2 separate regions of the Homo sapiens genome follow, and region 1 is linked to region 2. A link is a loop called in an ENCODE intact Hi-C map of the cell type or tissue named here. Cell type or tissue: B cell. All regions are shown on one strand. Region 1 has its middle 250 kb from the start of LINC02789. Region 2 has its middle 340 kb from the start of LINC02789.

The links. A loop is a pair of places that touch in the nucleus more often than their neighbours do. Peaks named below come from ENCODE experiments on the same cell type or tissue, not always from the same donor. Only the 100,000 strongest peaks of a DNase experiment are listed, where the experiment ranks them.
Region 1: a loop joins it to region 2, with 3 times the contacts of the local background. A loop is called at or near these places in 1 of 110 quality-filtered maps.

Annotation. Positions count from the first base shown.
Region 1 is chr1:199,397,958-199,402,957 of GRCh38, reverse strand. No RefSeq gene overlaps it. Among named protein-coding and RNA genes, the nearest start is that of LINC02789, 250 kb to the right of the region's middle. In B cell, CTCF peaks have their summits at 2,196 and 2,409; a DNase peak (open chromatin) is centred at 2,527; H3K4me3 peaks cover 673 bases; H3K27ac peaks cover 2,678 bases.
Region 2 is chr1:199,489,515-199,494,514 of GRCh38, reverse strand. No RefSeq gene overlaps it. Among named protein-coding and RNA genes, the nearest start is that of LINC02789, 340 kb to the right of the region's middle. In B cell, no CTCF peak of the experiment used is centred here; no DNase peak of the experiment used is centred here; H3K27ac peaks cover 1,171 bases.

The DNA of each region.
Region 1 (5,000 bases), 92 kb after region 2:
AATACAATTATCCCAGTGAAAAAGAGATGTTTTAATGAAATATGTGAAAGTTCTTGGCACATAGTTAGAATTAAATAAGTGTTAATCGAATGTATCTTCCCTACCTCAAGCATTATAGAAGAGCTCTATTGCATTCAGTCTTCCCAAACTAATCTCCTCTATCAGCTGAATTTACAGCACGCATAAATTATTCTGTTTAATGAATAGCATAGAATCAGATTGCAAGCTCCTCATGGGTAGGAAGCAGGCTTTCTTCTTCATTTTTAAGTGTCAGGTTTTGAGAAAGAATAAGTGAATGTAACTATTGGCAGCATCCTAACCAGTGGAGCTAATTTTATTCCTCTAACACCTATGAAAACCCTCTAGGCAGAACATTTAAAGTATCATTTTGTTTAATAGAGCTCTGATAACCTATTGCCAGAGGTGATCAATTTAATTAAACAGAGAAATTCAGCTATTGATGTGCCCATATCATATAAAATATGGCAGTCAAAGTTCCAGGAATGCAAAATGATTGAAACAAGTGGTGACAAACATACTTATTCAACATCACCAACCTAAGAGGAATACTATACTCTGTTCAGAGATGGAATGGAATTATCAATGATGGCAGCTGAGTAATAACTTGAACCACGACAGTGGGATGGGCAACTGGACTCGTGATATCTCAAATAAAGCCTCTAAATCAACAAATGTGGTGTGGACATCAAAGTCAAATGGTAAACATTTTGAAGACCTGTAACAGCTTATCAACAGAGAAGACATAGTATGGAGTACAACAAAATAGAGACCAGGGATAATGATTTTCAACTATTACCCATCTTTGAAGAGTACCAAAGAATTGAATGGTTGAATCTATTCTTGTTCTTCTGGTTCTTAATGACTTTTTCTCAGAAAAAAATTAGACAGATACATAATTTAGAAAAAAGAAAAGCAAATCTTCATTATTGTATGAAAGGTGTTAAAAATAAAAATACTAATGTTTTATTTATTTGTACTCCAAATTTTCAGGGATATCAATTTGCTTCTTAAACATTTAATTTTACTGTACCAGATTCCAAATGGAGGGCATTGTTTAAAACATTTAGTTTTCCTTAATACCTTTAATGTCTGATATTTGTGATTAATAATTTATATCTTTTAAATCAATGTTTTATCTTTAAAATGTTTCATATTATTAATATGTTTAATATTAAAATTATTTTTAAAGAGCTTTATGCTCCTTTGGCTATGATTCACTAATACTAATAATATTTTGGTTAAGAGAATTTCTTTTTTACTGAATTCATGAGATTTTTAGAAAAAATATTTAATAGTTCAAGATTGAAGTTGCATTTTATTAATTAGAGCTGGAATTTTATTTCTTCATTGTTAAATGTTGTTGCTATTGGAAACATTACTTAAATAATTGTTGGTTTATTGCACAGGTTGGTTAAGGTCAAGGAGACTAAATCCTATCCTGGATTTCAGAGATAACAGAACATATCTGTTTTGATCAGGGAGGTACCATGTGTAAAAAGACGTTCTCTCTCTGGGATCATACCACTTTGCGATTTTAAGATCTTTAATATTTTATGCATTGTGCATTTGTCAGACAAGAAGATACTTTTCCCCATTAAAAAGACATTTCTATTGAGGAAATTGTAGGCCAAAATAACAGCTTATATTTCAGTTAGTAAAAGTTGACCAAAGCTATAAAAGTACAAAGTGTAATTCTACAAGGAATATAACAAATATAATTATAAACCATTAATTACTTTTTTATCTTGATTTTTATCTTTATATTGTGTATGGTCTTAAAAACAGTGATTTTGAAATTAAATATGTTTAAAATAATTATTTAAAGCAAACTATTCAATATTTAAGGCTGTTTTTAATTATTTGGCTTTCTGTGTTTAATTGCACAGTTCTCTAATTCTGCTCTCCATGAAAATGTAGTCCTAATTCCTTCCCCCCAACTCCCCTCCCCTCCCCCCTCCCCTCCCTCCCTCCCTCCCTCCCTGCCTTCCTTCCTTCCTTCCTTCCTTTGGAGACAGGGTCTCCCTCTGTCACCCAGGCTGAAGTGCAGTGGCACGATCATGGTATACTGCAGCCTCAAACTCCTGGGCTCAAGCAATTCTTTCTCCTCAGCCTCCCAAGGAGCTGGGACTGCAAGTACACACCACCATACCACAGGGTTATTTTACATTTTTTCTAGAGACAGGGTCTTGCATTATTGCTCCAGCTTATTCCAAACTCCTGGCTTCAAGTAATCCTCCTGCCTCAGCCTCCCAAAGTATTGGTATTATAGGCATGAACCACTGCACTCAGCTTGTAATCACAATTTCTTATTTTGTCCTTCACAGGATATATAGTTCCACTTTCTAATTTCACCACAAGGTGAGGGTTCATGAAAGGGAATTGGGTAGAAAAACTAGTTATGACAAAGAAAAAGAGGAAGGAAAACAAAAGAAGTGCTTTATGTTTCTCACACTCACTCTTCCTCTGCTTACATCCTTAAAACTCAAGTCTTTTCCTCCTTAGTTTAAAATCCCCTGGAACGAAACAGTGGAGGTTTTATAGCTTAGTCTATTGAATTGGCCCTAACTCATTCTCTGAAGGTAGATGGACAACACAACAATAATAAAACCCTGAGAAAATCACACACACACACACACACACACATACACACACACACACAAACAACAGAGGCACACAAGGCTGGCTGACTACTTTGGTTATTAGAGCAGGCCTGGGTGGGTAAACATAGATAGTCAGAAGCAAAAGGTAGAGAATCGGAGAAAGAGGAACATCCTGAGAATTACACAGGAAACATATTCTGGGCACTCACAGACAACTCTGCCTTGAGGGCTTGTTCTGTCATCAACTTTTCGTTTCCTTCATACCCTTTATCTATCTTACTTCCTATCTTTATTGATGTCAACAAAAAGAGCCAAACTGTAAAATATTTGAAGAGATTTCTTCTGAGCCAAATATGAGTGACCAATGGTCCTCAGGAGATTCTGAGAACATGTGCTGAAGGTGGTCAGGTACAGCTTGGTTTTATACATTTTAAGGAGACATCAAACACCAAGCAAAACATGTAAGATGTACCTTAGTTCAGTCTGGAAAGGCAGGACAACTGAAAGTGGGGGTTTCCATGTCATAGGCAGATTCAAAGATTTTCTGATTGGCAATTGGTTGAAAGAATTATTTATCAATACAAAGGAGTGTCTGGGTTATGATAAGGGATTGTGGATACCAAAGTTGTTTTTTAATTTGAAACAGAGTTTTGCTCTGTTGCCCAGGCTGGAGTGCTGTGGTGCGATCTCAGCTCACTTCAAGCTTCGCCTCCCAGGTTCACACCATTCTCCTGGCTCAGCCTCCCAAGAAGCTGGGACTACAGGTGCCCGCCACCACGCCTGGCTAATTTTTTTGTATTTTTAGTAGAGATGGGTTTCACTGTGTTAGCCAGGATGGTCTCAATCTCCTGACCTCGTGATCTGCCTGTCTCAGCCTCCCAAAGTGCTGGGATTACAGGCGTGAGCCACCACGCCCAGCTGTGAATACCAAAGTTTCATCATGCAGTTGAGCCTCCAGGTAGCAGCCTTCAGAGAATAGATCATAAATATTTTTTAGCAGACTTAAACAGTCATGTTCTATCAGTAATTCCAAAAGGGAGGAGGGTATAATGAGGCATGTCTGGCTCCCCTCTTCCCATCGTGGCTTGAACTAGTTTTCAGGTTAGCTTTGGAATGCTCTTAGCTGAGAGGAGGGGTCCATTTATGTGGTAGGGGAGCCCTTAGACTTTTATTTTTGGTTTACATTGATAAAGTATTTCCCTAGACCAGGGAAGACAGAGTTCCTGGCTCCTATTGGTTGGAAGGGAGGAAGAAGTAGAGGGTCTAACTACTATTCGCCACAATGATTCTAAGGGCAAGTGCTTCATGGGTTCCAACTAATCACCTACAAATAACTTAAGAACAAAACTATTTCTGTTGTGGTGGCTGGATGTATATTGATGCCTTTTTATCTGGGATGAATCTAAGCACTTCCCTTTTATCAATTTTCTCTTTCTCTCTGGAAGGACTACCTCTTACTCGTAGGGACATGTTCTGAGTTGTGTCCCGTGTGGCTTACTTGCATCTAGGTTCTTCATTGTATACCGACTGAAATGTTATCAGTAATAGCTTAGTACTAGCAATACCAGTGAATTAAATGTGGTTAAATTTAAGTTTGAAGTCCTAAAGATAAAATTCTCTAACTTTGAAACACCAGACATCCTCCTTCATTGAGTCAAACATTTCTTAGAAATGAATGTTAGAATCTGTCTTAGAACACGGTCTTAGAAACTGTCTTTGGGTTATCACTTACCAAAAAAAAAATGCCAACTTTTTAGCATGGCATCAAAGATCTTTCATTATCTCTTTGTTATTTCTACAGCTTTTTCATGCATATCTTCTTTATAATGAAACATTTTCAGGTCACTGAATATGCCTCTCCCTCTTGTTTCTGGCCCTTTGTACACACAGTTTCCCTTGTTTCACAGCTCCTTTACCATACTTCCTTGCTGGGCTAAGTTTTCTCCTTCAGGGCAACTTAGATTTACTTCCTTTTATAGATTGTTAACTGATTTTCACAAGAAGATGATAAGTACCACTCTTAGGGTACTCTTAAGGGTTCCCCTGGTACACATGGAACTTACCATGTTGTAGCATTTCACACTCTGTTTTCTTTTTCTGTCTTTGATTGTGCATTTCTTTAGGGAAAGTGCTCTTGTACCTCTGGTATTTAGGTATTTGTTTCTGTGATTAAAACTGGTTATGTCTAGGTACAAACTGATAGAAAAGTACATTATAACTTCGTTAGTGATCCCAAAACTAAATAGATGTTTTTAAATTAGGAGGAAAAAGACTGCACTTTATGGGAGTTCAATTCTAAAATGCAGCTATAGGCCTTAGAGCATAGTCAAGTGTTGACAACTCAGCAATTATTTGCTAAGAATTTGCTCCTCTCTTCCA
Region 2 (5,000 bases):
CCTGGAATTACAGGTATGAGTCATTGTGCCCAGCCATTTATTATTTTTTTTTCAAGATATCTATCTTCTTGGTAAATTTCTCATTCATTTACTAAATTGATTTTCTGATTTCTTTGTATTGGTTTGCAGATTTCTATCGCATTTCATTGAGGTTTTAAAAAATCAATATCTTAATTTTTTTTCTAGTATTTTGAGGAATTCTTTTTGATTGGGATCTATTGTTGGACAATTGTGATTCTTTTGTGATGTCATTTTCTTGCTTGTTCACATTTTCTGTGTCCTTCCATTGATATCTGTGCATCTGTTGAAGTAGATGCTTGTTCCAATTTTGTGAAATTGCCTCTGTAGGGAAGAGTTTTTTCCTGAAGATGTGTAACTGTTGTTGGTTTAGTATGACACTTTGGCTTTGACTTTGGGTATCTGTGGTAGTGTGATTTTTGTATGTCTTCTTTGGCAGTACACAGGGTCAGTGGTGTTTGTGATCTCCTTGATGGCTTAGGTTATGGTTATTAATTGAGGCTGTGCTGAAGGTTTTTTGGGGACTTGGACACCAACCGAACCATTCTTTGGGCCATGGTGGTAGCAGCTGAATGTGCCTGTTTTTGGTAGCCAGAAGAAATTATGCTGGCACCAGTGTTAGTGGGTCCTGGAGAGCCATTTCTTGGGCCTTTGGGTGTTTTGCTTAGAAGCTAGTATTGAGAGCAGTGAGCCGGGTATATGGGAAGGTTCTCAGGCCCCTTGGCAGCTGGTATAATGTGGGTAATGGCAGTAGTGATGGTAGAGCAACCCACTGGGATCCAAGTGGTTTGTGTTGGTGTTGTTGATAGCTGTGATGGGTTAGGTAGGCTAGTCCCCAGTTTCACAGCTGTCTGTAGCATGGGGATGGGTATTGTCCTAAATGTGCTTAGGAGACCTTGGTTTTAACTGTTCCTCCCCAGGCTGGGTGGTGGCTTGGGGCCATGGTGGTTTGCTGCACCCATCAACCCATCATCTAGGTTTTAAGCCCTACATGCATTAGGTGTTTGACCCAATGCTCTCCCTCCCTTTTAAATCATTCTATTATGAAGGCATATGCACACATATGTTTATTGCAGCACTGTTTACAAGAGCAAAGACTGGGAACCAACCTAAATGCCCATCAGTGATACACTGGATAAATAAATTGTTGATGATTTTTACATCTATTTTTATGAGAGATATTGTCTTGTTACTGTCCTTGTAATATCTTTATCTGGTTTTGGTATTTTGATAATGATGGCCTCATATAGTGGGTTAGAAGGTAATCTTTCTGCTTCTATTTTCTAGAAACAATTCTAGAGAATTTTTGTCATTTCTTTCTCAAATATTTGGTAGAATTCACCGTGATGTTATCTGGTCCTGGTGACTTAATTTTACAGGTTTATTAATATTGACTTAATTTATTTCACAGATACAGGATTATTCAGAAGACCTATTTCTCCTTTATGAGTTTGGTTAGTTTGTATCTTTCAAAAAGTTAGTCTGTTTCATCTAAGTTATCAAAATGTGTGGGTACAGAGTTTTTCATAATATCCTTTATTATTCTTTTAATGTCCATGAAACCAGTGGTGATGTCCCTCTTTCATTTTATATTTCAGTAATTTGTGTCTTATTTTTCTTGGTTTGTCTGGCTAGAGGTTTATAGATTTTATTCATCTTTTCAAAATGCCAGTTTTTGATTTGGTTGATTTTTTAAATATTAATTTTCTGTTTTAAATTTCATTGATTTCTGCTTGATTTCTTTCTTTTCTTCTGCTTGCTTTAGGTTTATGTTGCTCTTCTTTCTTTAGTTTCTTAAGGTATAAGTTTAGATTATTGATTTAGATCTATCTTCTTTGGTAGCATATACCTTCAATGCTGTAGATTTACCTTGAAGCACTGCTTCCACTGGATATCACATTTTTTGATGTTTTATTTCATTTAGTTCAAAATATTTAAAAACTTTTTTTGAAACTTTTTTGCTGAATGTGTTATTCAGAATGTGTTATTAAGAATATCCAAATATTTTGTGATTTTTCCTGTTTCTGTTACTGTTTTCTAGTTTAACATTGTGGTATGAGAGCGTGGTTGCATTATTTTTATTCCTTAAAAATTTAAAAGACTTTTTTATGGCCCAGAATATGTTGTGTCTTGGTGTGTTTAATGATTTATTAATATATTCTGCTGTTGGGTCCAGTTGATTGATGGTGCTGTGAAGATCAACTGTATTCTTACTGATTTTCTGCATATTAGATTTATCAAAACTGTATTGAGGACACCAACTATAATAGTAAATATCTGCCATATTGCTTGAAATATTTCTTTTGCTTACTTCTCATTTTCTTTTCTTTGTCATATTCCAATCATATGTGTGTTACATTTTTGTAATTGTCCCAGAGTTCTTGAATGTTATGTTCTATTAAACAAATTATTTTTCCTTTACATTTAATTTTGAACTTCTCTTGATATTATTTTCAAGCTCAGTTATTCCTTCCTTTACTATTTCCAGTCTACTGGTGAGTCCAGCAAAACATTCTTCATTATTGTTACAGTGTTTTTTATTTGTAGCACCTTTAACTGTTCTTTTTAATGTGAAGTTCTGCTTACACTCTACATTCCTCCTTGAGTGTTGTCTACTTTTTCCATCAGAGCTCATATTATGTTAATCACAGTTTAAATTCTGTGATAATTCCAAAATCGATGTCAAATCTAAGTCTGGTTCTAATGTTTTTCTGTTCTCTTTAGACTATGTGTTATGTGCCTTTTTTTTTGTTTTGAAAGCTGGAAATGATAGAAACAGGTAATTAGGTTTTGATTTTATATGGATATTGCTAGGAGTTGAGCTATACTTCCTGTTTGCTATAACTATAGGTGCCAGAAGAGTAGGTATTTCTTGTTTTCTCATTTTATTTTCTCCTCTATTGTCTTTGGGTTTGCCTAAGAACTTCTTAAATAGAGTCTGTGTCCTACAGGTCTTTCAGTTGGAATCTGCTGTCATACTGGAACCCTATCAATATAGTGGCAAATTGGTGGAGGCAGAAAGTATTCTACAACCTTACGATTTAATCTCTGTTACTTAGCGAGACTGAGTGATTGGGCTCTGACCTTCAGAAATACTTCTTGGCCTTTCTGCCTCCTCCCTTTATGAGAGACTGGAAGGCTAGAGAGGATTTGAGCTAGCCAATTGACTTTTCTACAGGTAGGCAAGGTTCTGGTAAAGTAGTTTCCCCTGGAAGGCAGTCCTTTGTTATGGAAAATACTCTGGGTATATTTCTAAGTGGTTACATTTTCCTTTCTCCTACTAGAAACAGGACAGGATTTTTCTCTGATTTTAGCCATGAGAACATAGTTGTGTTTCTGGAAGTAAACCTCCCTCAAGTGTGGAAGTCCCCCTAAAACTAGCTCCCAAGTGTTTTTATCTCTCATGCTAATCCACATTCTTCCTCCAGCAATTCATAAAAATAACTATTTAACTGTTTCTGTCAATTACTGACTCATGCAGCTTCTGCTTCAGGTAATCTGATCTCAGCTTGATTCTCTGTATTCACATGCCTTTCCAGATTTTGGTTTGGCATTTTGCCTTGTGACCTCAATTCTCTGATGAATCTAAGAAAAGTCATTGATTTTTAGTTTGTTCATTATTTTTTTGTGTGTGAGTGTGAGTGATGACTTTGAAGCTCTTTGTATATTGGACCTGAAACCAGATATCATTCCTTATTTATTTTTAATTCTGATTTATATATTTATTTTCATATTTTGTATTATTTTCTTAATTTCCTTTGGCTGATTTTGAAGTGTTAGTTTACACTTGTTGTCTGTTTCACAGACATGCCTTTGTGGTGTTTTTTTCTTCTTGTAAAATTGTTATCTTGTTCTTTATTATCTTTTAATTGTGGTGATATTGTTTGGGATTCAGCCACAATTACTTTCTGTTTTTTATTTTTACTTCCTAAATTTTAGAAGGAAGGGGATGGGTCAGGACAGCCATTTCAACTTTATCACTGTGAAATTGTATTATGTTATGCTTATGAAGTGTTAAAAAATGTGATTCTGTACCTCTAGAGGTTTCTTGTCTTTGTATAATACATCTCTCCACTTTTACATAGAACCTCTATTTTCTTTGCTACCTGGTAATGGACTGAATTTTGTCTCCTCCTTTCTCCAAATTCATATGTTGAAGCCTTAATTTTCAATGTGGCTGATTTGAAGATGGGGACTATAAGAAGATAATGAGGGTTAAGTGAGGTCATAGGGTGGGCCTTACTCCAACAGGACTGGGTCCTTAGAAGAGGAAGAGACAGTAGAGATCCCTCTCCCTTCATAAACACAAGGAGGAATGTGAAGACACAGCGAGAAGATGGCTGTTTGTAAACCAGGAAGAGTGCAGTCACCAGAAACCAAATTTTCTGGCACTTTGATCTTGGATTTCTAGCTTTCAGAACTGTGAGAAAGTAATGTTATTTCAGCCACTCAGTCTGTGGTATTTTGTTATGGCAGCCCTACCTGACTAACAAATTTCTTTTTCTATGTCCTGGTCAATTTGTATTTTGTTCCTGATTTTCTCCTCACTGTAGCACTTTGTCCAGGAAGAGAGATTTGAATAGTTAGTTTTGGGACATCATAGATAGGGCCTACACTGCTTTCATTTCTGCACACCTTACTCACAAAACATCTCACGTTTTCAGCTGCTGTTCTAAAATTGGCCTGTCACGATTTCTAGTGTGTAGCTTTGGCTATTTTCATGTTTTCCCGTTTTCAAATATGTCAGATACCTCATTACTTCCCTTTTCTTTATGCATACCCATATAGTATTTATATGGGTCATGCCCTGCCCATACCCCACCCAACTCATATTTGGGGTTTGTTGAGATAACATGCCAGTTTAGTTGTGGAAGTTATTTATTTAATTTTTGGCCCTGTTACTCTCATTAATCTGTCTGTTTTGATGAGTGATTTGGCAACATTAAAAAATAACGCTGTCACTGCCGTTTTCTCAGAATTCC